3 separate regions of the Mus musculus genome follow, and regions 2 and 3 are each linked to region 1. A link is a loop called in an ENCODE intact Hi-C map of the cell type or tissue named here. Cell type or tissue: heart. All regions are shown on one strand. Links, peaks and the distances in the headings refer to the core of each region. The heading gives the core; the rest is flanking DNA.

The links. Peaks named below come from ENCODE experiments on the same cell type or tissue, not always from the same donor. Only the 100,000 strongest peaks of a DNase experiment are listed, where the experiment ranks them.
Region 2: a loop joins it to region 1, with 3 times the contacts of the local background. A loop is called at or near these places in 4 of 42 quality-filtered maps.
Region 3: it touches region 1 in a loop (6-fold over the local background); 4 of 42 quality-filtered maps call a loop at or near these places.

Annotation. Positions count from the first base shown.
Region 1 is chr3:21,267,701-21,275,240 of GRCm38, forward strand. No RefSeq gene overlaps it. Among named protein-coding and RNA genes, the nearest start is that of Gm31610, 220 kb to the right of the region's middle. In heart, for the core only: no CTCF peak of the experiment used is centred there; a DNase peak (open chromatin) is centred at 4,701; H3K27ac peaks cover 962 bases.
Region 2 is chr3:21,403,666-21,411,205 of GRCm38, forward strand. No RefSeq gene overlaps it. Among named protein-coding and RNA genes, the nearest start is that of Gm31610, 82 kb to the right of the region's middle. In heart, for the core only: no CTCF peak of the experiment used is centred there; a DNase peak (open chromatin) is centred at 3,586.
Region 3 is chr3:21,346,172-21,353,711 of GRCm38, forward strand. No RefSeq gene overlaps it. Among named protein-coding and RNA genes, the nearest start is that of Gm31610, 140 kb to the right of the region's middle. In heart, for the core only: no CTCF peak of the experiment used is centred there; no DNase peak of the experiment used is centred there.

The DNA.
Region 1 (7,540 bases), core at 1,643-6,642:
ATAGCAGGCCAGGCCTACTTAACTCTTTGGTGAAGCCTAGAATGAATGTCCGCACTGTGGCTTAGGGGCACCTTTAGAAAATAACATAGTTTTCTAAGTTTATTTTATAACAAATAACTAAGGAAGTAATCTTTTGTTTAGTTTCTAGTGTGGGTGATTCTCTTAAAAGGCCAATAGAAGTAATTAGAGCATTAGAAAATATATTGAAAACAAAGCACAAAGCTGGAAGTTTAGCTTGATATACCTAGCACATGTGAAGCTCCATGTTCAAATTTCTGCAAAGAAAAGTAGAATTAAATAAAAAATGTACAAATTCATATGACATCAATGTGTCATGATTGGTATAATACTTTCTCCCAAATTTTGAGTTTTGATGATTTTTTTGTAATTTTTGAAAGATGGATTTCCATTGATCCAATGGTGATAAGCATCGAGCTGCAGTTGTCTAGCAACATGTTTATCTGCTCTGTGTCTTCAACCACTAACTACCATGCAGATTATTAAGATTTGGTGATATTCTTAAAGGCAGCATTTCTAAAGATACTAGAAAATTTATGAAATGTTCTCCTCTTTCCCATTGAGCCTTGTTGAGATCAGCTGCATGAGGTTATGAGGTTGCTAGAAACAGAGGCAGGAAGAAAGAGGCGAGGACTGAGGGGCAGTAGAGGGAGGCACATTTCCATGCTATACCACTGGAGTCAAGATAGTTACATTTTCATATCATTTTTAATGTTGCTCAAGCTCCTAGAATGCACCCACACAGAAGGCTTCAGTTAATGTGTATGTATTTTGAGCACTCCCCTCTTTCAACCCTCTAGTTTTATTTCCTTCCTTCAGATAAGATGAATGCAGCATGACTCAGGTCATAGCTCAGTGCTGACGCATGGCTTCCAGATAGAACTGCCAGCCAGGAGAAGCCGCTCCTGTAAAGATCAAATCAGGCAGCTCTGGGTTGATGCGAGGTCATCCAGAGCCAGCTTTGACATCTGATAGGACCTTGTGATCAATCAGGCCTTTCTTCACTCTTCCACGCTTTCTGTATGACAGTGGCCCTAACAAACAGTTGGGATACATCATGAGGGACAGACGCATTAGACTGTGAAAGGAGAACAGTGTGAATATTATGAAAGAATCAGTAAAAGAGAAGCCCTCGCCTTTCTAACCTTGCTCTGTTCAAATGGTGGGAAATCTAAATCTCAGGCCTGCCAAGACTACTTTAATCTGCTTCTTAACATTTTGTACATTCTGTACATTAAACTATAAACTTAGAACATTCTCAGTGTCATAAGATGAAATTTTAGCCAGCCTGTGCTCTGTTTACTTCTGTTTATAAGTACAGTGTGTGCTCTCTTTGAGTCTTTGTGTGCTTGCCATTTGAGAGACACATACATACTGTGGAAACCTAGCAGCGAGGAATCAGGGCTGTTAATGCAAGCACATACTGACCCCAGACCCATGCAGGGCTTCAGCAATTCCAAGTCTCATCATCAAAAAAGTCATGAAAACCAAATGGCCCTGAGAATCCTGTGCCAGACTCCATCAGTGAGTGGTATTGAGCCATGCCAAGGACCAAAGGTGGACTGCCAAGCACAATATCATGTATGCCTTTGATGTAGGTGACATAGCAGTCACCTCAGTGATTTCTAGGGATACGATAGCTCTTTTCACCCCTCGACTACTCTCTCTATCTTGCCTGTTCCCCTCTCAACCTCATTAACAGTTCTCATGTTCCCATAAACACATTCTCTGAGGTTTTCCTGGGGAAGATTACACAATGGAACTGGGCTGCTTCTGCTTCGCCAATTCATATTGAGAGGAGAAAACTGGGATAGAGAGCAGCTAGAAGAGGGTCTGTAGTGCCTCTCCAGTCTCCCTCTGGGAGCCTTCTCCTCAGACTCTAAGGACTTTAATTATTGGCTAGTGACCTAGAAAGTGACATGACTTCTGAACTGAGATTTGTCGGCCTGGGTTCCATTATCACAGAGAGATGGAATTTCAATCACCTTTGCCTTTTGTTTGTCATGGCCAATCAGAGTAAACCATATACAGATTTTTGTTGTTAGTGGATGAGGAGATTTTTTTTTCTTTGAGACCAAGTCTTGCTGTGCCTCTGATTGGCAGGTAATTGTCTAAGCTATCCCAGAATTCATAGTAGTTCTCCAGTCACAGGCTACTAAGTGTTGAAACTGCACAACTTCAACAATATTAATTTGTATTAAATAACATCCAATTTTCTTCTAATTGGTGTTCCAGCAGTATGCTTGAACTTCAAAGAAAATAGACACGTAAAAAGTAAAACAAAATTTCCACGTGATAATTCAGATTAATTATTAAAATAATCTCAAGGAATTTGTTGATTAAGTCATCTCACTCAATAGGAAGTGTGCAAACTTTCACTTTGAAAATAATTGAACATTTAAATTATTCAGATGTGCTATCACAAGTTGTATGTGTGTGTCTGTGTGTGTGTATACATGTGCATGCTAATGTGTTTTTTAAAGATGAACATGTGTACATGTGTATGTGTATGGACATCAGAGGTTGGTTCCCAGTGTCTTCTTCAGTCTCTCTATATATCTTGCTTTTTATAGTAGGGTCTCTCACTGAAAGTAGCTCACTAATTTGGCTAAATTGACTCCTGTCTCAGCCTCCCCAGTGCTAGGATTACAAGTGTTCAACTCCATTCTCTAGTTTTGACATGACTAGTTTGGATTGAACTCAGGTCGTCATGCTTTCTCAGAAACTATTCTACTTACACCCAAGACGTTTATAGTATATGATTTGGGTCACTTATGGTGTTACATTCACAAATAAAATAAGTCTTGAAGGGCATAGAGCCTACCTGAATGCCAACTGAATTAATTCAGTGGCTGCTCTATCACAGTAACAGAATGCCCATAGCAAATGTGGGCTTTCCACGCACTGTTTTCAGGTCTGTAGAAGAGGATTTGAGAGAAAATCATAGGGGTACACTAAAGAAACTTTCCAGAGAGAATCACAATAGTTCTGAGGGTCCCGTGGATGAATAAAATCATTTCTCATGTGTGTTGGTGTGTAATTAACACAAATTTTGCCCTGATTTTTGACCCCAAAGTCTCAGAAGTTTGTGAGAATATAGAGAATATTTACAGAAAAGCATTTTTCCTGAATAATTTTATTATGAAAATGTGGCACAAATCTTTGAAACAATAATTCTTTCTAGGAAGCTTCAAGAAGTTTTTTGAATAATCAAGGGACTCTACACAATACACATATGGTGGTGTCCGTGTAATTCCATCCCGCTTCTGCCCACTCTCAAACAGCTGCAGTTCCCCTGTGTCTTGAATGAAGAGAATTGGCACTTGAGAGGAGTGCAATTGGAAAAGAAACAAAATATGCTTGCTCATATTTTCTTCCCAATTAATTTTCCTTCCTGTGTATGTAAGCGGTGGGTAGGGGTGCACACTTACACTTGCATGTGCAAAGTTTCTGTTTGTGCAAGTGCTCAAGCATGTTTGTGCAGAACAGCAAAACAAATCTCCTGGTATTGTCTCTGAAACTCTGTTCTCCTTCTCTGTCTCTGTTTCAGCCTCTGCCTCTCTCTCTGTCTCTCTGTCTCCCTGTCTCCCTGTCTCTCTGTCTCCCTGTCTCTCTCTCTACCTCTGTCTCTGCTTCTCTCAATGGTCTCTCAGTTGCCTGTAGCTTGTCAACTAGGCTAGTTGGCCAGCAAAACCAAAGCTTTTTGTTTGCCTCTATATTGCCAGTGCTGAGATTATAAACTTATACTATTATGCTAAAGATCAAAGCCATCCTTACATGGTCTATCTTCTGAGCTATCTTACTAGATATAGTGTTCATTTCAGATGTAAGAATGAAAAATAAGAGGAAGAAAAAAATCTGGAAATTATGTGAAAAGAACCTTCAGATGCCAGACAGTGAAAGAAGATAAACTTGCTCATCACAGTTTCACTGAATGTATAGCCTGTATATGAGAAAAATTATTTTAATAATTATGTAATGTGTTTTCCAAAGTTATGATAAGAAACTATGCAGACTTTTAAAAGAAAGAAATATAAAGGATTTATTCTGAAGAAATTAATTGTAAAATTAAAAAATGATAAAAAACAATATTGTTAAAATGTTAAACTGAAATCCTACTTCAAAATCATACTAGTGCCAATTAGCTTTTTAAAAGTTGTTTTTGCCAGGCATGGTGGCAAATCTGTAAACCCAGCACACAGGAGTCTGAGCCAGGAGGATTGCCACCAGTTCATGGCCAGACTAAGCTACGTAGTGAGTTATAATCAATAAAAGCCCTGCACCCTTCTCCCACCCCACCCCACCGCCCCAAAAAAGAAAAGAGATGGAAGTTAAATGAAGTGCTTTGGGAGAGGACTAGAGATCAGTCTGGTGGCACTGAGCTAATTTTACCTCTAATTTCAGCAATCAGCAATTAGGATACTGAATCATGAGGCCTGTGAGTTTCAGAACAGACTGTTTCAAAACAATAACAAAAACAAAAGACTATCTTATTGTTAAAATAGAACCAAAACCCTTGTTAAAATCTGAGATTTTGCTGCATTTTAAACTCTTAACACCTCCTAAAAATAGCTGAGTCAGTGACAGGTGTCAGGATGACCCAGGATCTGTGAGGCATTCCCTAAGTGCTCCAGCACATGACGGATTCTCACATGGCCAGCCTCTGTCCTTGACATGGTTGTCTTAGATACAGGCATCACCCAGGAGTTTCCATTCCATTCAGCCAAATGTCTCAATCCTCTGATTTTTCCTTTGTGATGGTCAGGTGCTCCTGATCTTGACAATCAAAGCAAACAGCTAGTTCAAGCACCGCCCGCCCACATTTGGAACGGCATTTAAGGTCAGTTCCAGCTGCCTCTTTTCAAGGGCACAGGCAGCAGCCCACTGGATTCTCCAGCCCATTCCTGTGGAGAAGATCCTTGACTAGAGGAGAGAAGGCTTAGGTCCTCACGGTCAGGACTGTGCTCACATTTCAGATCCATAGTGGAGGTTACTGAGCACTTGGCTAGAGGCACTAGGTTAGATCTTCACCACCACAATAATAAAATATTCCAGCCTTCCACTTACTAAGTGCAACACTGGGAAAGCCCCTTTAAAGTTGGTATTACAGTGGTCTAAGGTAATCACACACAACAGTGATCAGTACTTGGCACAAGGTAAAGCAGGATAGAAAACTATATAAGAACCCACCAATCTAGCATGGGCCTTACAGACATCACTTTGAATCATTCTAAGGTCATACAAGGACAAAACCACACTCCTTTTAGCTACCCTTCCTTCTGCACTCCTCTCTTTTTCCTCTTTCTTCTCTCTCTCTCTCTCTCTCTCTCTCTCTCTCTCTCTCTCTTTCTTTCTTTCTTTCATCATTCCGAGACAGGGTCATGTGTAACCCAGGTCAACCTCAAACTCACTATATAGTCAAAGATGACATTGAACTCCTGATCTTAACATCTCTTCCCCAGCTAGAAAGGCAAATGGATACCACTGTGCCTGGTTTGTGCAGTTATGGAGATCAACTATACCATTAGGCAATGGCTCTACCATCTGAGCAATAGCTTCAGCCTTTTCAACAGTGATAGATAGTTTCACTTTGCAACTAAAAGAACAGAAAGGCTAAAGCTCCAGGAAGCAAGTGGAGATGGAAGAGAACAAACTGGAAGAAAAAGCTCTTTGGGGGAATGATGAACTCACTGGAAATGTCATCTTACTCAACAGATGAGAAGTGTTTCCTCACAGAACATTGCATAATAGCAATTGGAATATTATAGTATAGTTTTTCCTCTGAGGCACTAATGTATTTTTTATCATTTTCTGCATGAATTATTGTCTCATCCTTTAAAGGCTGAAAACAGCGGAAGTTGGCTATATCAGCTTAGCTTAGTAGTTTGAGATCCTGTTCCCTCATGACCTATAATCAAGGTTTGGCTGGACTGCAGTTATTTTAAGCATTGGATCGGGAAGGACTTGCTCTATTGCTTATTCTCAAAGCTTTTAACAGGCTTCTGAAAACCAGATTTCACGCTTTCTCCCATGGGCCTGACATTGCCTTATGGTTTTGCAGATGACTTCCCTCAGGGTACATCATTCAAGAGGTACTGAGAAAGAACTTCCCTCACAGACAGAAAGCTCATGTATGTAATCAGGCATCAAAATTAACATCTGTTACTGGATAGGTGAAGAATGTCCCCCCAAAACTACCATATTAGAACACTTAGTCCTCAGATAATGATGATTGTTGGAGCATTGAAATCCTAGAATGGTGGGGATTACCTGAAGTAAGTAGAACTATAGAGGGTAGTCCTTGATGTTCATAGCTTGGCCCCACTTTCTATTGTTTCCCACTACTTGATACATACAGATATGGACAGGCATAGTAGCATAGTTCCTACTGTAGCTTTCTATTATTCCAAATTCTCTGCCCTTCCACCATGATGGACTATAACCTCAATCCAAGAGCCAGAATAAAATTTACTTTCCTTTACTTGCTTCTTGTCAGATGTTTAGCCATAGTGAAGAGAAATGTAATAGATACCCTGTCATCTGCCACATTCTATCTGTTAGATGTGAGGCAATAGGCTCAGTTTACACAAAAGAAAGGAATCCTGAAAGGATATGAATTTGAGGAAGAGGGGATCACTGGTGTCCATAGTAGAGTCTGCCCATCTCATATTCCTCTTCTAGCCACAACAAATTAAATTACTCTCAATTCTAAAATCTACTCACAGTGCTCAGGACTACTAAACTCTCCCCCCATCACATTATCAACTTACAATCCAAAAATCTCTTCAACTGAGATGTATCAAGTATGAATTGTGAGCTTATCTGTTGATGCTGCTTTGTTCAGATTTTATTAAAGTGGCCATCCTGTTTTGGTGTCCTGAGAGATGTTTTTCTACCACTTCAAGAAGAAAAAATCTCAAAGTCAACTTCCTGGTCCTCTGGTTTTAACAATCTTTCCAGCCCTCTTCTGCAATGTTTTACAAACTTTCCTCCAAGAGCAGATGTTTCAGTTTGGAGAAAATCAATATACCACAGTTAAAGGAGATGCTGCTCATCAACAATCAGGAATTACTTAAGTACATAAAGTTATGAGATGAACATAAAATAATCACTTTTTAAAGTCTTATTTTTTTAAGATAGGAGTGAATGTACCAGGGTTATCATTTGTAATTCTGTAATATAGCCATGCAAAAGTCAAAGGGTCATGGTTAGGTCCAACGGTGGCCTCTGGACTCTTGGTTTCACTATCTTGATATTCTTTGCATTCTTTTCTTCCTTCCTTCCTTCCTTCCTTCCTTCCTTCCTTCCTTCCTTCCTTTCTTTCTTCCTTCCTTCCTTCCTCCCTTCCTCCTTCCTTTCCTTTTGTTCTAAATGCAAGTATTCGAATTCCTAGAAGCTGAAACTCTAGCCTCATTTTAAACCTCTTCCTAAGTGATTAAATCACTGTTGAATGACTTTCCTTGGAGTGATTTTAGCTAAATCTTCAAGTTCATTAGGCATATTTTTGTTTTACTTTCTGTGC
Region 2 (7,540 bases), core at 916-5,915, 140 kb after region 1:
CCCAACTAAGGCAATGTGCTCCTAAACTTGATCCTCTGCCAAAGCTCTAGGTGTCAATGTAGCCCTCAGCTTAGGACTCTAGTACTTGAAAGAATCCAGACCCCTCTGCTCCCCTGTATTTGCTGTGGTTACAGCCCTGGTGATACTATGGAAATGATTACAAATCTTTCCATGTCTTTCCTACTTTGATGACATAATATCTATTACATGCGGGTGCTGAGCCCAGGGCACACTCATCCCTACTCACACAATATCCCTAAAGTGTGCCTGTTGCAAAGTAGAGACAAGTATGAGAGAGTCCACTAGAAATCCTTGTGGTAATAAGGATATGTGCTTGTCTAGGCAGAGAAAGAGAAGTGGTTGTTTTGACATGCAAATATGTGGACTTTCTAATTTCTTGCAAGAGAAAATTGAGGCATTTAGATAATGGATTCAGCATATATTTACTAAATTTCATTGTGATGGTTTGCCTTCATTGTTTGTGGGATAGGCCTTAGAAACACACAGGAGAAACTTTTCTCAGAGTGTCTGTGAAAGTATTTCCAGAGTTTAAGTGAGGTGAAAACACCCACTCTGAACGTGAATGGCACAATCCCACAGGCTAGGGCTCTGGGCTGAAGGAAAGAAAGCTAGTGGTGTGACAGCAGTTGCCTCTGCCTGCTTTCTGGATGTAGATGCAATGTGACCACTCCCTCCCCCCTCTCCAAGCCACACTCTCTACACCCACCACGATGATATACTGAACCAGAGTAAATGTGAACTCTGAACCAACATACACGCTCACTTTCTCAAGTTGCTGTTGTTAGGCATTTTGTTCCAGCTACAAAAAAAGTTATTAACACATTCTTCTATCAAAATCCATTGTAGCAGGTACTATAAATGCTGAAATGTCCAGTGTGGGAATTAGGAAAACTGTATAGAGACAAGAAACATACTCACCTCTCTAAGGAAGTGCTATGTGTTGAGCATGCATTGCCAACACAGAATTGGGTGTTCAAACTGAAGTTCTTAAAAAAAAAAAAAAAAAAAAAAAAAAAAGACTTCATGATGAAGACATCTGCATTTTTCTGTTTCAACTTGCTTTTTCTTTCCTTTTCATTTCTTTTCCTTTACTCCAAAGAGAAGACAGGTCTTTGTCACTAAGAGAAGGCTGCTTTCATCAGTTTGTTCCTAGAGGTAGGTAGTGGTGCAGGAGCGAGGCTCGGAATGAGCTTTCCTTGGCAGCTGGGTAATCAAGATTGCCTTGTTAATACTCCAGAGTTCTCTGCACACACCTGAATTGTTTGCTATTTTGCATATATTTACATGCCAAATTAAGGAAGTTTTAACCCCTGTGTGTGGAGAAGGAACAAGTAATTAATACACTCCGTATAATTATATTCCAGCTAAAATTAAGAGGCTTTTATGAATATCATATGCAGAGTAGTTTAGTAAATCCTTTAACTTAATCAAGTCCCAGGTGAAAGGCGGTGCTGGTAAACACTGGGCAAGCCACTCTGTGGTGAGAAAAACTCTGATCTACAAGCTTGGCCAGATTCCTAAGGGAAAATTCTCCCACTAAGTGGGAGGGATAGGACCAAGCTGGAAAGTGATGAGCACATCAGACTCTCAGGAGCCAGTGTGCACAAATTCCAGAGCCACTGGCTTGCTTCATAGATTAAAATGTACCATACCTCACACCTTTCTAAACTTAAGAGCTTGTACTAAGAGAGAAACCTGATTATAGGCAAAGCTGCCATTAACACCTATAAAAAGTAAGGTCATGGTCTATGTAGCTAGTGGCTCCTGGCAGTGTTCTCTCTCAAGGCATGACTAAGATTGCCACTGAATTTGTTGATGTCAAAAGTACTAAAGGGCTCCACTCCTCCAAGGGTGTATGGGCTGGGTGAGGGATAGAGACAGATGCCCTGTGGGTAAGGAAAGCCAATACCTCACAATACTGGAATTATCTACAGTGTATCTGCCTGACCCAGAATTAGAGTCCCCAACAGTAGCAACCATCTCTACTGATCACTTCATTCCCATTGGGCCCCCACCCACAGAGTGGTCTTAGTGTGTTTGTTGAATGAGGAAATGAATAAACTTGCACGGAAACTTTGCTTTTAGGACATGTGAACTACTTAATAAAAGTACAATGTAAAGCTAATAAAATGGCAGAAAGAATTTTGAGAAATGAAGGAATTCCTCAGATGCTGGGTGGTATCATTATTGGTCACATTATTATGCTATGCCAGGGACTCTATTAAACTGTCAAGAACAATGCAAATACTCTCTACTTGAGAAGAGTGAGAGTTATCCCTTGTAGATATAGAAGGTCCTGATGATGTGACACATACCTTGAAGTACTACCTTCTCAACTATTGCTGAAACAGGATAGATTATCAGTTTTAAATGTTCATGTGTATACTGGGTCTCTGACACTCTCAGGGAAAAGAAACTTTGTGAAGGCATTGCTAAGATCCAGATTCTGAAAGCAATATTTTGCATGCAGTGACTTCCTTGTTAATTCTTTTCTTGATATCTATTCTTTAAGAAAAAATTACATTATTTAATTACAGAGACAGACAACTGGATAATGCACAGAGAGTAAGAGAACTGGAAGCATTCAGTCCTAATTGGTATGTCTTCATCACAGTGTTGACCTCGGGGCTCAGGGTGCTATGCAGAAAAGGAGGCAGAAAAAGCCAGAGGGAGCAAACAACACCAAGGAAACAGTGTCTTCCAGACACAACAGGACTCATGCACATAAGAACTCACAGAGTGAGTTGTGGCAGCAATAAGTCCAAAGCTGACAGGGTCCCAACACTGAGAAAGGTAAGTGGACACATCCCCCATCCCTAGCTGAGAAACTATCTCTATTTGAAAACTGCTCACAAAGGAAAAATTAGTTTTCTTCAATGGAGCCTCACTGGATAAATGTGTGCGCGCGCGCGCGTGTGTGTGTATGTGTGTGTGTGTGTGTGTGTGTGTGTGTGTATAACCTATACTTGAGGTCTGGCCCTATGCCCAGCAGTAAGTACATGTCCAACTCAAAATGAACTCAATGATATTTTTGGAGATCTTTTTGTCTCATATTTCTTTAGGCATTGTTTTTAATTTAATGATCTTTTGCATGTGTTTAATAGTTTCCATCTTTGTGGGGTATGTGCATGTGCGTTTTTCAAGCGTTTCTTTTCCTTCTTTTTTTATAATATTGGTTGGTTTGGGTTTTTGTTTGTTGGATTTTTTTTTTTTTTAATTTCTACAAAGAAAGATAAAGAAGGCCTGGAGTTAAATGAATGAGGAGTGGGGAGGATCTGAGAGGAGACATGAGAGGAGGAAATCATGATTAGAATCTATTATAAAAAAAAAAACCTTCATTCTTAATTATAACAAACAGAATTTATTACATCATTTATTGCATTGCAGTGTGAGTGGGATAAGCTGTGTGACCTTCACAATGTGTCTGTGGAGGTGAGAGCAGCCTGTGGGAGTCAGGTGTGTCCTCTCTTATGTAAGCGCTAGTAAGTGAACTCAAACTGTCAGGTGAATTCTTTTACCCACTGAGCCATCTATCAGCACAGAGGGCCACAAGGGCACAGTGATGTTTAGAGAACATAGTGCTGACAGGAATGTCTGATATGAGCCAAGAGAGCTAACCCTGGTCAACCAGGAGCTATGACTAAGCACAAAATAACGCTGACATCACATATCGGGAATCACAGACAGTGATGTAATCCATTACATAACCATCCCTGGCTTTTGTGTCTATCTATAGTCTTGGGGCACGAGGTAATCATCCGAACCTTTGCCTTCACATGCCTGCCTATGTGCATTTGAGTGTAGACCTGTATACATGGACCCTCTATACTAGCCTGAGTATGTGTCCATGCCCACTTTTTCGTGACCAATACTTTTCAAATTCCTGAGTGCTCATTGGCATTTGTCGGCCCAATGATATTTGTGTGAGTTAATAAAGTGTATCAACTGTATCATCAGAGGTTGGCAATGTCTTCAACCTCCCAGGATCCTGTGACCTTCCTCCTTTGTTGACATCAGAGTATGGACCCCATATCATCTCAGTAGCAACCCCTTCTGTTCGCAACTGTTTTATAAGCTCCTAGTGAAGTTGCACTTAAGTTCTGCTGTGCTCCCTCTATCAATCTGCAGGATGTCTCGACTGCTGATAACTATCTACTGGTCTGTCATTTAGTCTCATGTCAGAACATTTTCAGAAGTGCATAGAAATATATAGCATATCAGAGGCACCCATTTCATCTTTGCCCAGTTCATATATTGTTCAGAAGTTTCTGCAAGCCTCCTGAATCCTCTTCTCCTTGTACCTTGCACAGGAACACATGTCCCCTTAAATAGGGTGATGGTGTCTTAGTTTCTTTTCCCATTGCTGTGATGAAATACTCTGACAGAAACAACTTAATAAAACAAACAGTTTATTGTAGTTAACGGAACCATTCTGTTGAGAAGTCGTGATGTCAGGAGCTCCAGACAGCTAGCCATCCTGCATCTATGTCTAAGAAGCAGAGAACACTGAATGTGTGTATATTATACTCAGCACACTGTTCCACTCTACATATACTTCAGGATGACCCTGCCCCAAGAACTGTGCTACCCAGGATGGTGCCTTCCCATTTCAGTTCATATAATCCCTCACTGATATGTCCAGGTCCAGATGTAGACAACCTCTCATTAAGACTCTCTTCCCAGGTGAGTACAGATTGTATCAAACTGAAAATTAAAAGTAACCATCACAGTCATTCTATCAATTCTGTTCCTCTAGAGAAGGCTGACAAACACAAATCATATGGAAAACCTCCTTTCAGAAATAATCTCAACTGAGGAATGATAGAGCATATACCTGCAAAGAGATTACACTAGAAAAAAGCTTAACCTGATGCAGGTCCCCCTTCTGCTTTATCACTGAGCAACAGAATGCCTATAGAGGGAGCGGTCCTCCCAGGTGATTCTCTGCCACCCTGGCCAGTCTTCCCTACGCCATGCTGTGTGAATTCCCTCTCGCCTCGTGAATGACATCACTTCCACGTCAGTGCCAGTTTACAGAGTAAATATTTTGCTTAATAATACCAATCTTTTCACATCAGTTAGCCTGATAAGCACTTATAATTTGACATTAAATTCATTTTATCCCTCCTTTGGCCAACTCCCTATTTATACAACACTATTTGTACTACATACTGAAGAGATTCAAGTGTTCATTCTTATCTAGTGAGACTTCCATATTTTTATGTATAATAATATAATGATTTACTGAAGATACAGTAGTACACAAGACAAGCAATGCCTTGTGTGCACAGGATTTATAATCTAGTAAGGCAGGCAAGTATATCCCTAACTAATTATAACATAGAGTGAGGATGTTGTCTTGGGGGAACTAGACATTTCAATGGAAACTGAATTTTTTGCTGTGCTGTGTAATAGACTACTACCAAAACTTAGAGGACCAAAATACAAAGTCCTACTTATCTCAGTGTCTTTGGGTTAAAATCTCAGTTGTGACTTAGCCTTTGGCATCTGTCTGAAGACCTCAGGAGGTTGTGACTATGGCTTCCCTCAAGGACTCAGTTGGTTACAAGTCATCTTGGTTTCCCTGCTCAGTTAAGGAACTTTTTGAAGACCTGGAAAATATTTGCTTACAAGTATTCTGACATGCTTGCTACCAGCATGATCATTTCCTCCTGATCATCTCTATAAATTTTGACAGTGCTCTAACAATTGGTGATCTGAGAGCAATAAAAAGTGAGAGAGAATGCTGGAGATCTGAGCCAAAGTCCTGATAAATAGATGTGAACATCATTTTCATTGCAGTAGGGCCATGTGAATCTTGGTCCTGATCACACCAAAGACAGGAGGTAGCACAAGGATGTCACATTGAGATGTGATAATCATTAAGATCAACAAACAAATGTCTACTAAAGCATCACTAAATAGAAGGGGCTGAAGAGGGCTCGCAAAGGAATAACTCTACCTCCAACTCAGAGGAGATAGTATATAAACAAAATTCAAAGAGTGAAGCAGCAGTTGCCATGTGATCAAAGTGTGCATAGTGTGTGTGTGTGTGTGTGTGTGTGTGTGTGTGTGTGTGTCTGTGTGTCTGTGTATCTGTGTGTGTCTGTGTGTGTGTGTGTGTCTGTCTGTGTCTGTGTGTACATGCAACTTCTTTCAAGGAACTTGAGCCTTTCTGGGAAAAGTACAGCCTGTACAAAAGGGTGATGTGAAGAGAAAGTGAACTAAGTATTCCTGGAGTATAAAAAGTGTAGGAGTTAAAAAGACAGATGGGGGAGATTGGCAAGGCAAGCCCAGGGGCCACGCCCCAACCTACTCTCTTGCCTCTGTTACCTATAATGACTTCTATTGTTTTAGCATCTAGATAAAAATAGAGTATTATAAGATACATCACTCAAGATACTTTTTGTCTGCAGGTAACACAATTTCCCTGTCACACTGACTTAAATAACTAGGAAATAATTCGGCTGGCATGGGACAAGAATGCCTCTGAGGGTGACTGAGTCAGGAGCCCAAGAAGAGGCTTTCCCTGCCCACTCCATCTTCTCCCCCAGTGTTAGTTTCATTCCAGTGAGTGGCAGCCAGTGACAGCAAAGGCCCATGGCAGGAAAAGATGCTCCCCTATTTCGTTTCTTATTTAAAATGAAGTCAACTTTCCAAGAGCATGATAAGGACACATGATCATTCCTGAGTGACTGGGACACAAACAATGAACCTACCTCACATGGTCTAGTCAGATGGCATGCTGTCAACATCTGAGCTACCACTGTGCTCTGCACATTGTGTCACCCACAGACTCCGTTCCTTCACCACATATGAAGAAGTGCTTTTCCCTTGTCTGTGCTCTAGAGTGTACTATGGACTTCAGTAAAAGAAAGTTCAAAGGCTACACAAACACACACAAGCATACACACAAACACACATGCACACAAACACATGTGCACACACACACACAAATATCTGCCTCCACATGACCAAAATACCTTTAATCAGTAGCATATGTTAATTTTATAACAGTAGGTTTTGCCATTGCAAACTTATACACTCATCACCAATACTTACCTGTTTCTGAGGTTTTCCTTTCTTACCTCATTTGGAATCTTTCATGAAAATCTTGCATAATAACAAACCCCTTCATAATTAAAGCTAAATTTTTTTTTAATCTCCTAGGATGTTGCTCACTTTCTCTTCTCTTCTGAGGGAAACAGCTGTGCTACTTCCTTCTCTGGCTGCAGGGGAATTCCAGGGCAGAATGTGCATGGCTCCTGCTACTTTCGGCAACAAGAATGGAAGGTGTAACTTCCTACCTGGTTTCCTTCAGCTTCGTTTCCATTTTGCCATCTCTGAAACCAGACCTCAAGTGAAACCTCCAACTTCTCTGCCTTGTGTTCTTCACTCATTCATCTTCCAGGCTCCATTTCTCCCCCGGTCGCCAACCAAAGCACACACAAGAGTAAATTGTGGGAGTACATAATGCTAGAGATGGCTGGAGGATAATAGTCAGGGAAAGCCAAACCCA
Region 3 (7,540 bases), core at 916-5,915, 78 kb after region 1:
AACATGATATGAATTGTCTTATTCAGGGTAGATTTACCACCTAGGAACTTTCCTCCACTCCCCTTATCTTGCTTCCCTTCAACTTCTGGCAACCAAGACATCTTAACTTTTTCCCAAAGTTTTGATTTCTTTGAAAGTCTTCTATCTTCCTATGTGACACACAAGAACTCACAACACATTCCTTCCTGATTGGCTCTTTTTACTTGTTCTGTGTATTTCAGACCCCTCTGTCAGTCTCTGTGGATTTATGGTACCTTTATCTTATCTCTGAATAATATTGTATTCGACTAAAAAATGTTTCTAATTAATTTTTTAAAGCAGGGAAATGGGGGCTTGTGGAAGGGAAACTTGAGTGGTTAAGAATTGTGTATCTATTGAAAAGACCTCGGTTCAGTGTCCAGACCCATGGTAGGTGGCTTACCAGGACCAGAAGCTACAGCTGCAGAGGATCCAATACCCTTTTCTGAAGTCTACAGGAAGCTGTACAAACACAAGCATATTCCACTACACACACACACACACACACACACACACACACACACACACACATACGCATGCAGTGAAAAACTGTTAAAGGACCCTATCATCTGCGTGTGCTACAGCTTATTTACCCAGAGGAGGACATTTTCATTAAATTCAAGTCTGGGCAGTTATAAGTCCACACTGATGTTATTACTGCAAGGATTCATCTTGTCAGTTCATTTGGAAGGAGCATCAAGAATACAGTTGCTGAATTAGATGAGATTCTGTTTAGTTTTGTATGAAGCAAGAATGAAGTGAAGATTCTTTTGTAATATGTTGGGTGTTGCCAGTGCTGTGAATTTTGCCTATCTTGTACATATATACATATGGAGGTGTATTATAGTTGTATCTCAGTTTTTTTCATCTGAACTCTCCTAACAACTTTTCATATGCTTACTTGCTGTCTATTAATTTCCTTTTTTTAAAAAAAATTAATGTGTGTGTGTATTTATGGTGTGTGGCCCTATCTATATAAGCACCATATGGGTGCAGTATTGCAGAAGCCAGAGGAAGGAACCAAATCCACAAAAATTGGAGTTACAGGCAGTTGTGAGACTTCTGATATGGGTTCTGGGAACCTAGCCAGGGTCCCAGCAAGAATGGCAAGTTCTTTTAAACTCTGAGGTGGACTTTAGCCTCCTTTCACTTTCTTTTGTGAAATATCTACTCAAGTCTTTGGCCATTTCTTAATAAGGTCATTCAATTTCTCATTATTGAATGTAAGAATTCTTCGTCTATTTTGGAAAGTAATCCTTTATCAAATATCTGTTTCAAATGTTTCCAGTCAGTCTCTAGGTTTTCTTTTCATTCTCCTGAAATTGCTTTTATGATTGGGTAAATATTTCACATTTCAAAATAAAATGTCCAAGATCACCAGCCAAATTCTTTTATTTTTATTAGATATTTTCTTTATTTATATTTCAAATGTTATCCCCTTTCCTAGTTTCCCCTCTGAAAATCCTCCCTCCCTTGCTCCCCAACCCACCCACTCCCATTCCTGGCCTGGCATTCCCCTATACTGGGGTATAGAACCTTCACAGGACCAAAGGCCTCTCCTCCCATTGATGACCGACTAGACCATCCTCTGTTACATATACAGCTAGAGTAGAGCCACATGTCCCACCATGTGTTTTCTTTGATTTGTGGTTTAGTTCCAAGGAGTCCTGGGGGTACTGGTTAGTTCACATTAATGTTCCTCCTATGGGGCTTCAAACCCCTTCAGCTACTTGGGTACTTTCTCTAGCTCCTTCATTGGGGACCTTGTGCTCGATCCAATGGATGAATGTGAGCATCCACTTCTGTATTTGCCAGGCACTGGCAGAGCCCCTCAGGAGACATCTATATCAGGCTCCTGTCAGCAAGCTCTCGTTAGCATCTGCCATAGCGTCTGGGTTTGGTGGCTGTTTATGGGATGGGTCCCCAATGAGTCAGTCTCTGGATGGTCGTTCCTTCAGTCTCTGCTCTGAACTTTGTCTCTATAACTCCATCCATGGATATTTTGTTCCCACTTCTAAGAAGGATTCTGAGCTTCTGATCTAATATCTACTTATCAGTGAGTGCATATCATGTGTGATTCTTTTCTGATTGTGTTACCTCACTTAGGATGATATCCTCCAGATCCATCCATGTGGGAAGCCACATGTGCCGTTGCAGAGTGGCACCGACTACTGCTGGCCACCACGCATAAGATTGGACAAACAACCAATGTGTACATATGCAGTAAAGTTTTTTGCAAAGACACTGCCTGGCCCAGGCATGATAATGAGGTTCTGTAAGGTACTGAGAGTATAACCAATCAGATATGAGACATGCAAATGAGGTATGATAATGAGGTTCTGTAAGGTACTGAGAGAGTAGCCAATCAGGTGAGGAACATGCAAATGAGGCTTAGTGCATAACCAATCCGGGTGTGAGACACGCCCCTCCTAGGCCTACAAAAGCAGCACCAGTTCTGGGCTCGAAGTCTTTTCACCTCTACAATCAAGCTCTCCCAATAAACGTGTGCAGAAGGATCCTGTTGCAGCGTCGTTCTTCCTGGCCAGTCAAGCGCGCGCAAGACATCCATTTGCCTAAGAATTTCATAAATCCATTGTTTTTGATAGCTGAATATTATTCCATTGTGTCAATGTACCACATTTTCTGTATCAGTTCCTCTGTTGAGGGACATCTGGGTTCTTTCCAGCTTTTGGATATTATAAATAAGCCAGCCAAAATCTTATTAAATCATTTCAACACATACATGGATATCTTACAGCTATGCCTTTTTAGTAATATCACATAAAGTGTTCATGACTATAAATGGTTTCACTCTCTACATCTGGTAAAGTATTTTCAAGGTTGGAAATTTGAGTTCAATTCCCAGAAGCCATGTTGAAAACGTGGAATTAGTATTTGAGCTTGTACTCTCAGCACTGGAGATGGAGATAGGCAGATTCTCCAGCTCCCTAGCCTGCTAACCTTGGTGAGATCCATGCCAAGACTCTGTCTTGAGAAACAAGGTCTGGAGTACATGACAGATGACAGCATACACATATACTAGATATTTAAATATCTAGATATTGATTGACATAGATAGATAGATAGATAGATAGATAGATAGATAGATAGATAGATAGAGGTAGATAGATGATCGATAGATAGATAGATAGATAGATAGATAGATAGATAGATAGATAGATAGATAGATAGATTTGTCTATTGCTTGGGTTTGTCCCTGCAAACAGCCTTGTTCATGCCCATTCATATAAGCCCAAAACAAAGACAAGGTCATAGAGGCAAAATTCTCTATTCCTAGATAGAGCATCCGACCTGAGTCTGGAATTTGCTACTTGGTAAACAGCCTAGTGCCCTCAATGTGCAGAGTCAGCTTGAAATGGTTTCAATAGCCTTGAGTGGTAAATGCCACAATTGCCCCTGAATAACCCCTGTGGATTTTTCCGTCATAGTTTCCCAGCATCCTATAAATAGACAAAACCATTAGAGTGCTCTGTGACAAACATGCTAGCTGAACTTTGTCAGGAACATTTCAGCTTTTGAGATTAGCTCAGGAAAGGTAAAGTATATTCTAGCTTGGATAAAGTCATTTGTTCTGACCACATTATAGAACCCTATCTTTCTATCTCGAATTTCAGGGATTCACTTGGCCTGGCTGCCAACCAGGGCTGTGCTTCTGTCTATATAAACCTCTCAAAATATTACACTCTATGAAAATCTCAGGCTACATCTTTGCTCTCTCACTACTCCCTGGAGCTAAGGCTCATGCAACAGAAACAGCTTATTCTAGAACATACTTTGTCTGGAGCAGAAAGTACCCAAAGCAAATGCTCCACCATGGCTTGCCTTGGAACCAGTCTAGCCTCAGAGCCAGGTATAACTGACTTGCTGAAAATCTCCAACCCAAAAAGACACAAAGCCACCTCAGACCTGAGATGCCTGAGAAGCTTACACGGCCACGTACCCCTAATGTTCAATCTGTGACCAAATGTTAAAAATCCAAGAACCCCACAGCCTAAAGCCTGTTCTTCCCCACCCCAGTTCGCAAGCCTTTGAATTTCTGAGCTGCATGATTTTTTCTTTGCCTCTAACTATCTAAAGATGTAGTAGGAATGACTGTTTTGTCCATTCTCTGGCAAGAGAGTTTATTAATCCTATTCTTATTCTACAGACAAAGAGTTCTCCTGGTGACTACAGAGGACCCAAAGAACCTCACTTTCTGTATTTGTAAAATGTAGAATACTTGTCTTTCAGAGCCAATATGAAAACTGGGAAAGCTGGGTAAGAAACATCATACATTTAACCTTTCAGCAACATTCCAATGGTTGCCGCCATTTTTATTGTTTGTTCTGTTGAGGTTTTTCACCAACACCTGCCCTTTGCACATGCTTTCTCAGACTCTCGGGTCCATATTTCCTTCCAAAGTTCTTCCTTTGAAGGAATATGTGATATGGAGAGTTATTGAATCTGTGCATCTGGGGTATGCAAATAACATCTCATGAGCTATTCTCACATTGTTCTAGCTCCTGTTACTGTCAATAAAACACCCTGACAAAAGTGACTTAAAAAAGAAAGAGGTTTATTTCAATTCACAGTTCCAGGTTTCAAACTATCATTGTAAGGATGTTATAGCGTGCCACTTGATGCAGCCAGTCACATCCATAGTCAAATGCAGAGCGAAATGAGTGTGCATATGCTCATCTGCTTGTTTGCACAAGCTAGATGTCGCCATCCTTATACAGGTGGCTAGAGTATAGTGTAGCCTGCATTGGGACTGCATCTTCCCAGGTAATTAACTTAATTAAGACCAGCCCTGACAGGCATGTCCCTGGGCTAACCCAATATAAATACCCTTTCATTGAAATGATCTCCAGGTAGCACAAAGTTACATGAAATTGACAATCAAGCTAATCATCATACATGTCTAATTCTTGATTCACTGAAAGGAGAAAATAATGTCTGGTTTTGCAGATATACACTGAGTGACACACTGAAGTAGCTGGACACAGATACATTTGAAGACCTGACTTGGCAGTCACTAAGGAAATATTTTTTTTTGTTTTCATCATGAAAAGTCTGAGGTGACAGGAGCTGGGGTTGAGAGAGGTTTGCTCCCTGCACTGCACAGCAATGCTTCTGTTATACTCTTTTTCTACCTCCTTTTCCTGAGTTTCCAAGTGCTAATCTAAAGGTCAAGCAAAGCTGCAATATCCTCTAAGAGTGACTAGGTGAAAGTGAGCCAAAAGATAGAAGGAACTGTCACTTTCTCCCCATCCTTTGTGGCCCCTGGTCTTGCTGCTTCTGAGAAGCACTGAGAGCATCTAGTCAACCTTTGAGAAATGTCACAACAATTGTATCCCACTTGTAAAACCATGCATTTTACAACTCCTAGTGTCCTTGATCACTTCCTACAAACATCTCTGTATGTCCTTTTACATATGCATGTATGTATGTATTTGATAACATTTTAAATTACTACCAAGAGTAAGATTTAAAAACAGGTTTTTTTCCTCTACCCATTCAGAATGAATGACACTAGCCTCTCTCCCAAGATCATGAGACTTAGACCTTAGCTCCTGTTAATCTGTCAGGCTACAGAAAACAGGTTTCATATGGCTCTAAATTCAGGTTCATTTCATGGCCCATCTGGTTCACCATTTACATGGCTCTCCTTTTAGAAGCTCAGAATTTCTGCTCTCCTGGACTTTGTGACATTTTCATTTCTTGGTGCTCCAGAAAAGATAAAGCCCACAAGCTGGATCTCTCCTCACTCCCTTACGCCACCCTGGCACAGCACTCAACAGCATCCACTTTGCTGCCCTACTTTAATCACAGAATGACAGTATTTCAACATAACAGAAGGGTTATATGCATGTTTTTACTGCATTTTTATGGGTAGCCATATATTTTCCTCCTTTCCTCCTCTGATACTGTAACAATCTTTCCTAAATTAAATATATAACAAATTGCTCACAGGACTTTATTCCCAGGCTCTGTTAAGTCATCATTAAATAACTTCATGCTGCCTGACAGTTATTTTTCCTCGGTGTGTGACCTTAGAGACTGGTACGGACAGAAGTTTACAATGGAAAGAAGAGAGTGGGGGTTGAGGTCACACTGGGCCAGGCAAAGTTGGCCCTCACAGAAAGGAACAGTAAAAAGCAAATATTCACATATCAGCAAGCCTGTTCACCCACAGACCTGTCCCCACTCGAGCTCCAGCTCCAGGTACAGTAAGGTTCTATGATAATATCTGATAGACTGTAAAAGTAAGTTAGGGGAGGAGAAGGATATGGGAGAAAAGCTGGATGAAAAAAAAATGAAAGAAGGAGGTAGAGCTTAGGATGACTTGATGGAGAAAGAACTGAGAGAAAGCTGCACCAGAGAGACAGATAGAGAGGGAGATAGAGGAAGAATGAGGAAGAGGGAGAAGGGGGAATTTGGTAAGGAGGGGAAAAGAGAAAGCTCCCTCGGTGAGTCTTGAATTCACATTGATTTATTCATTTATTCATCTATTCATTTATTGATCCAAGGCAAAGTCTGCATAATGATGCTGAGGAGGACAGTTTTCTGAGACCTGAGACCTGAGGCTGTTCTATTCCTTATACACAGGTTGCCATAACTAAGGATGAAGCAGATACAAAGAGCATCACATAAAACTGGAAAGAGCTTTAGGGGTGAACAATTCAGGGCTAAGCCACAGTGCAAAAGGTGCCAGTCATTTGGAGTTACTGAAGTACATTCCATAAAGAGAATGAACAAACCACAGCCAGAATATCCTGAAGGAAATATGAGCAAAAAAAAAAATATATATATATATATTCTTCATTTTTCCAATAGCTGTAACTATCTTAATCTATTGATCTTTGCATTTTTCTAAAAGATGTTAAGCAAAGTGGGACTACTGTGTCTGCTCTAAGGTCCAGCAATTTGCTTTCATAGAGTCTTTCCAGTGTTGAGCATGAAATCCCAAGGACTATAAATGCTGTATGCCTGTAACCCCTAATGTGCCATTTTAAAAATAAAATCCACATGCATCTGAGGAAATTGCTCACCTAGTAAAATGTGAGAACCTGGGATTAGGTTCCCAGAACCCATATGAAAAGTTAGTCACAGTGATACACGTTTATAATCCAAGCAACGACAAGATAGACTGACAGATATCTGGAGGATTGCTGGCTGCTTCCTTTAACCTATGTGAGAAGTTCTGTCTCAAACAAAGGGAAAGCTACCTGAGGGATGATACACAAAATTGTTTTTTGACGTGTACCACATAGACACACACACACTCTTAAACACACACATACATGCATACACATGAGTACATGCAAGCACACACAAACTACCTAGACTCTTGAGTTACATTTCACTCCATGAGAAATGGAGTGTTGTTTTGGCACTTTCCATTTTTCTGGTATCAATCCAGACATGTAGATGCTTATGAAATTAATTATAGAAAAGAAGAATATTTTGATCAATCTTTAGTGAATAACTTAGTCCAGCAAATATTTCTTGGCAGTCATGC